Regions from separate parts of the Homo sapiens genome. Here region 1 is linked to region 2. Evidence: chromatin contacts called from ENCODE Hi-C or POLR2A ChIA-PET data. All regions are on one chromosome and are shown on one strand. Each heading gives the region's core, a stretch centred on a gene start or an enhancer-like site at or near the end of the contact. The rest is flanking DNA. Distances are from core to core; before and after follow the strand shown. Region 1 has its middle 24 kb from the start of ADGRB2. Region 2 has its middle 49 kb from the start of PTP4A2.

Region 1 (2,700 bases), core at 156-2,655, 100 kb before region 2:
CTGCCAGGCTCACAGCCTGTCCCTGGAACCCTCACCTGTGGAGCACAGTTGGCTGGCCCACCGCCATCCACCAGCAGACAGCAGTCTTGCATACAGCAGTCAGAGTGACAACTGCAGAGTATGGTCTCCATGCAGTCCTACCTCCTCCAGGAAGCCACTCAACCCCTTGGAACCCAGTTCTTACATCCCTGTCCATCACCAACAATCTTCCTCCACACAGGATAGGAGCCAACCCCAGTTTTTAAATGAACAAGAGCCTCCAGGAATTCTGCTGCTCCTATCCAGCACACTTAAGGGGTCCCTCTCGGCTTCTGCTTGCACAGTGCAAAGAACAGGGAACTCCCTCCATGGCACTGTTACATAGCTGCAGCAACGAGAAGGTTCTCCATACTGAGCTGACTTATTACCCCCCACACAAGTTGAAACAGAGGAGTCCTTACTGCCTACAACAGGGAAACTGAGGCTCAGAAAGGGCAAGGGGGTGGCCCCAGGGTTCCCCAGTCCTCTCTGGTAAAGGAACAGACATGTGGCTCTCCAAGCAGTTTCTGCTCTCAGTCTCCCTTCCATCCCAGTCCTGCTCCATCCCAAACACCTCAGTCCTGGAAGGTACTTCCTTAGCCACCACCTGCTCTGCCCTGGTCTTCGGGCCTCCCAAGCTCAGCTGTCACTGCTACAGCCGTCTCAGGCTCCAGGCCTTTGGGACAAGAAAGCAAGTTTTCTGGAAACCAGTGGGCTCCCTGAGAGAGACAAGGGTATAAGGGGGAGGCGGTAGGAGGGTCCACACTCACCAACCTGACCTCCAGCTTCCAAGAAGGACAAATAGAGAAAACAATAGTCCTCATCCTGTGCATCAAATCCAGTCTGCCCTGACATCTGGAAGTTCTTCTGGTGTCTAGTTGTCATGTCTTAAGCGGCAACTGAAGTTGATTTGCTTTGGTTGGGTTCTGAGAAGAGTTGGGCTCCAGGGAGGGAGGAAGGGAGCACCACTGAGTGCCTACTGTAGGCCAGAAAGCAGCAATTAGTGTGTGTAAAAGTGGCAACCAGTTAAACCCTCCCATCACCTGGTAAGTTAGAGATTAGTATCCCTGTTTACAGAGAAGAAAACTGAGCCACAGAGAGGGTAACTAAACTTGTCAAGGCCACACAGCCAGAAAAGGAATTGGAGTGCCAACAAGGCCTGGCATTGCTTGGGAAGCTGGGTGTCTTCAGTCAGGGATATCTGGATGGATTCATGCTAAGGGTTCAATAAGGGGACGTGGGGAAAGGGAACTGATGGTCACTGTCACAGCTCACTCATCCACCCCACATCTGAGAACATGGACAGGCTAAACACTCACGCATGCGCAGCCCACATGCCTATCAGACGGGATGAGGAAGAAGCAAAGAGAACCGTCCAGGGATAGTTGCCCAAACAAGTTCCGGCCCCGCCTCTATGTTAATGACATGCAGATATATGTAAATTTGTACAAGCAACCGCTCAAACCTTTGGGAGCAATGGGGTGACACAGGAGCAGTTGCTATGGAAATCCAAAAGCGATACCCGCTCTGCACCCCCACCCCCCTCACAGGCAGGCGCACAGACACGTGCACAAAGACGCAGGGTTCTTCACTCCGGAGCCAAGAGGATCACGGAGTGGCAGAGTGTGAACCGGAAGGACCCTCAGAAACTGCGTCCAGCCGGGGGAAGCTCAGGCCCGAAGAAAGTCACCGGGAGAGCAGTGTCGCGATCCCTGGTAGCCTGGGGCGCCTTCCACTAAAACCCAGGGCGCGAGGTGTCCCTTCCGGGTCCCGGGCGATTCCGGCTCCGGCCTAGCAACAACAAGCCCCGCCCAGCGTTGCATAGCAACGTCCCTGGAGCCTAGCAACCGTCAGTCACGCCCCCTAGCAACGTCATGCCTAATCCTCGCTCCAGGCTTCTGCCGAGAGAGAGAGGGGCAAGGGGCTCGTGGACTGGGGCCAAAAGGTGGCGGGGGTGGGGGAGGGTGTCATGTTTAGCAGGCTGCAGGATTTCGGGGCCCACCTACAGCCCTTCCACGGGCGAGCTGTTACAGAGCCGCGTTATCACCCCCATTTACAGAAGGGAAAACTGAAGCTCCCAAAGGAAATCCCTGCCCAGGGTACAGAGCTCGCTCTTGCCTGCGTGTTCCAGGAGAGCGGCTCTGGCGGCTCTCCGGAGGAAGCCCTGGACCTGGAGGGGAGGGAGTGCACACCCGTTTCCCTCCATACCAACTGCATTAGGAAAACCACCCAAACTGTGGGCTCAGAACCAAGCTGTAGGTTTGCATAGTAATTTGCGTCATTTGCATAGAGCGCGGAGGCTGCGGCGCTCCCAGGCCATTTCGAGCCGGAAAAGTTCCCGAAGGAGCCCCGCTCCCTCTCCCGGTTCAACTGTCCAGCCCCCTCTCCCTACCCCTCACCCGCACCCCACCCGCATCCTACCCCGCCCCCGCTTCCAACTCCTTGCGCTAAGTTCCCGCACCTCGCCCCACCCCCCGCTTTGACTCCGGTCCTGCCAGCCCCGACCTCCATCCCAAGGCCGAGGGCCCCCTCTGCTGTCGTCCGCGGGTAGGGCAGCCGCAGAGCTCATGGGGCAGAGAAGAAGGGCTCCCCCAACCGACCATCGCCCCACCCCTTCCAGTCCAGCAGGGGCCAGGGTGAGGCCTGTACATGGGTGGACTTTGCGAAGGGGTGAGCAAAGAG
Region 2 (2,741 bases), core at 182-2,681:
CGCCCAGTCTGGCTGAGTAATATTTCATTGTATAGAGATACCACATTTTCTTTGTCCATCCATGGGTGGTCATTTCCACTTTTGGATTATTGTGAATAATGTTGCTATGAACATTTGTGTACAGTTTTTATTTGAACACTTGTTTTCTTTTTGTTTTTCTTTTTTTTTTTTTTTTTTTTGAGACGGAGTTTTGCTCTTGTTGGCCAGGCTGGAGTGCAATGGTGTGATCTCGGTTCACCGCAACCTCCGCCTCCCGGGTTCAAGCGATTCTCTTGCCTCAGCCTCCTGAGTAGCTGGGATTATAGGCATGTGCCACCACACCCAGCTAATTTTGTATTGTTAGTAGAGATGGAGTTTCTCCATGTTGGTCAGGCTGGTCTCGAACTCCTGACCTCGGTGATCCTCCCGCATCAGCCTCCCAAAATGCTGGGATTACAGGCGTGAGCCATCAATTGAACACTTGTTTTCAATTCTTCTGAGTACATACCTAGAAGTGGAACTGCTGGGTCAGACAGTATTCTATGAATTCTATGTTTAGCTTATTGAGGTCCTGCCAAATTGTTTTCACGGCAGCTGCACCATTTTACATTCCCACCAGCAATGTTCCAATTTCTCCTTCTCCACATCCTCGCCAACACTTGTTACTTTTCTTATTATAACCATCCTAGTGGGTATGAAGTGGTATCTCATTGTAGTTTTATTCGCATTAATCTAGTGATTAATGACATTGAGCATCTTTTCATGTGCTTTTGGCCATTTATATATATTATTTGGAGAAATGTCTACTCAAGTCTTTGCCCATTTTTAAATTGGGTTGTTTGTCTTTTTGTTGTTGAGTTGTGCCTAAGGAAGTAATTTTAAATTTTAAAAAATATAGCCGGCGTGGTGGCTCACGCCTGTATTCCTAGCACTTTGAGAGGCCGAGATGGGTGGATTACCTGAGGTCAGGAGTTCAAGACCAGCCTGGCCAACATGGTGAAATCCCGTCTCTACTAAAAATACAAAAATTTGCCAGGTGTGGTGGCAGGCGCCTGTAATCCCAGCTACTACACAGGAGGCTGAGGCAGGAGAATCGCTTGAACCTGGGAGGCAGAGGTCGCAGTGAGCTGAGATTGCGCCATTACACTCCAGCCTGGGCAACAAAGCAAAACTCCATCTCAAAAAAAAAAAAAAAAGAAGAAGAAGAAGAATATGATCAGGGAACTACAAACAGTTTTCTGGGCTGTGGTATAAGGTTCAGTGCAGACAAGCAGGAAGGAGCTAGAACTAGAAGGATTTTTCATGCTAAACCTTTACCTGAAGGCCCAGGGAGCTTCAGAAGGAGGTGCCATGATCAACCTATGTGTTGGAAAGATCACTCTGACACCCCATGGAGGATGCACTATGGTGGGGCCAGACTAGGGTCTACTCAGGAGGCTGTTGTGAGACAAAAGGAACTAAGACAGTCGCGGTGGGCGGGGACAGGAAGTAAGACATTAACAACTGCCGCACATTAGACTGTGAGCCACACAAGGTCAGAAAGCAGATATGATTCCTGTATCAGAGTTCCTGCCTGTTACGCATTGAACGCTGTCTTAGTCCATTTGGGCTGCTATAACAGGGTGGCTTATAAACAACAGAATTTGTTACTCATAGTTCTGGAGGCTTGGATGTCTAAGATCAAGGCCCTGACAGCCTCAGTGTCTGGTGAGGGCCCACTTCCTGGTTCACAGATAGTGCCTTCTTACTATGTCCTCACATAGTAGAAGGGCCAGGCTAGCTCTCTGGGGTCTCTTTATAAGGGCACTAATCCCAATCATGAGTGTTCTGCCTTCCCAAAGACCCCACCTCCTAATACCATCACCTTAGGAGTTAGGATTTCAACATATGAATTTGAGGGGAACACAAACATTCTGACTATAGCAGAGTATGTCCCTCCAAAAGAGCTATGTTGAAGTCCTAACCCCCAGTACCTCAGAATGTGACCTTATTTGGAAATAGAGTCATTGTAGATGTAATTAGTTAAGAAGAGATCACACTAGAGTAGGGTGGACACTTAATTCACTATAACTGTTGTCCTTATAAGAAGACAGTCATCAAGAGTTTGAGATCAGCCTGGCCAACATGGTGAAACCCCGTCTCTACTAAAAATACAAAAATTAGATGGGTGTGGTGGCACACACCTGTAATCCCAGCTATGTGGGAGGCTGAGGCAAGAGAATCACTTGAACCCAGGAGACAGAAGTTGCAGTGAGCCAAGATCGCACCACTGCACTCCAGCCTGGATGACAGAGTGAGACTCTGTCAAAAAAAAAAAAAACCTTGAAACACAGAGTGGGCAAGCAAATTTCCCAAGGTTTCCAAAGCTAGTTAAATGGCAGAGCCAGGATCTGATGCCTGGCAGGCTGACTTCAGGCTCCAGTGCTCTTACCCAATATACTATGCAGCTGTTCTATTAAATATTTGCCGGAAAGTTCAACAGATGGATAAATGAATGACTGGATCAATCTGGATTTGGTACCAGAGTAAAAAGTGAAGATGGGTGGGGTGTGGTGGCTCATGCCTGCAATCCCAGCACTTTGGGAGGCTAAGGTGGGAGGATTACTTGAGGCCAGGAGTTCAAGACCATCCTGGGCAACATGGCAAGGCCCCATCTCTATAAAAAATAAAACAATTAGCTGGGCGTGATGCCCTGAATCTGTAGTCCCAGCTACTCGGGAGGCTGAGGTGGGCGGATCATTTGAGTCTGGAGAGATCGAGGC

Evidence for each region. A loop is a pair of places that touch in the nucleus more often than their neighbours do. ChIA-PET counts read pairs that join two places held with the same protein, here RNA polymerase II (POLR2A). Pooled maps may share reads with other maps.
Region 1: a loop to region 2 is called in a pooled map, with 4 times the contacts of the local background. The contact joins two enhancer-like sites. A Hi-C loop is called at or near these places in 5 of 50 pooled maps. POLR2A ChIA-PET finds 5 or more read pairs at or near these places in 6 of 52 experiments (BJ, Caco-2, Panc1 and 3 more).

What each region holds. Positions count from the first base shown.
Region 1 is chr1:31,786,831-31,789,530 of GRCh38, forward strand. No RefSeq gene overlaps it. Among named protein-coding and RNA genes, the nearest start is that of ADGRB2, 24 kb to the left of the region's middle. RefSeq lists an enhancer at 1,332-2,107 and silencers at 1,893-1,942, 2,273-2,562. Within about 2 kb of position 1,406, at least 40 of the 41 ENCODE cell types and tissues checked have a DNase peak (open chromatin) inside an H3K27ac peak, as active enhancers do.
Region 2 is chr1:31,887,925-31,890,665 of GRCh38, forward strand. No RefSeq gene overlaps it. Among named protein-coding and RNA genes, the nearest start is that of PTP4A2, 49 kb to the right of the region's middle. RefSeq lists enhancers at 1,271-1,320, 1,611-1,760. Within about 2 kb of position 1,432, at least 21 of the 41 ENCODE cell types and tissues checked have a DNase peak (open chromatin) inside an H3K27ac peak, as active enhancers do.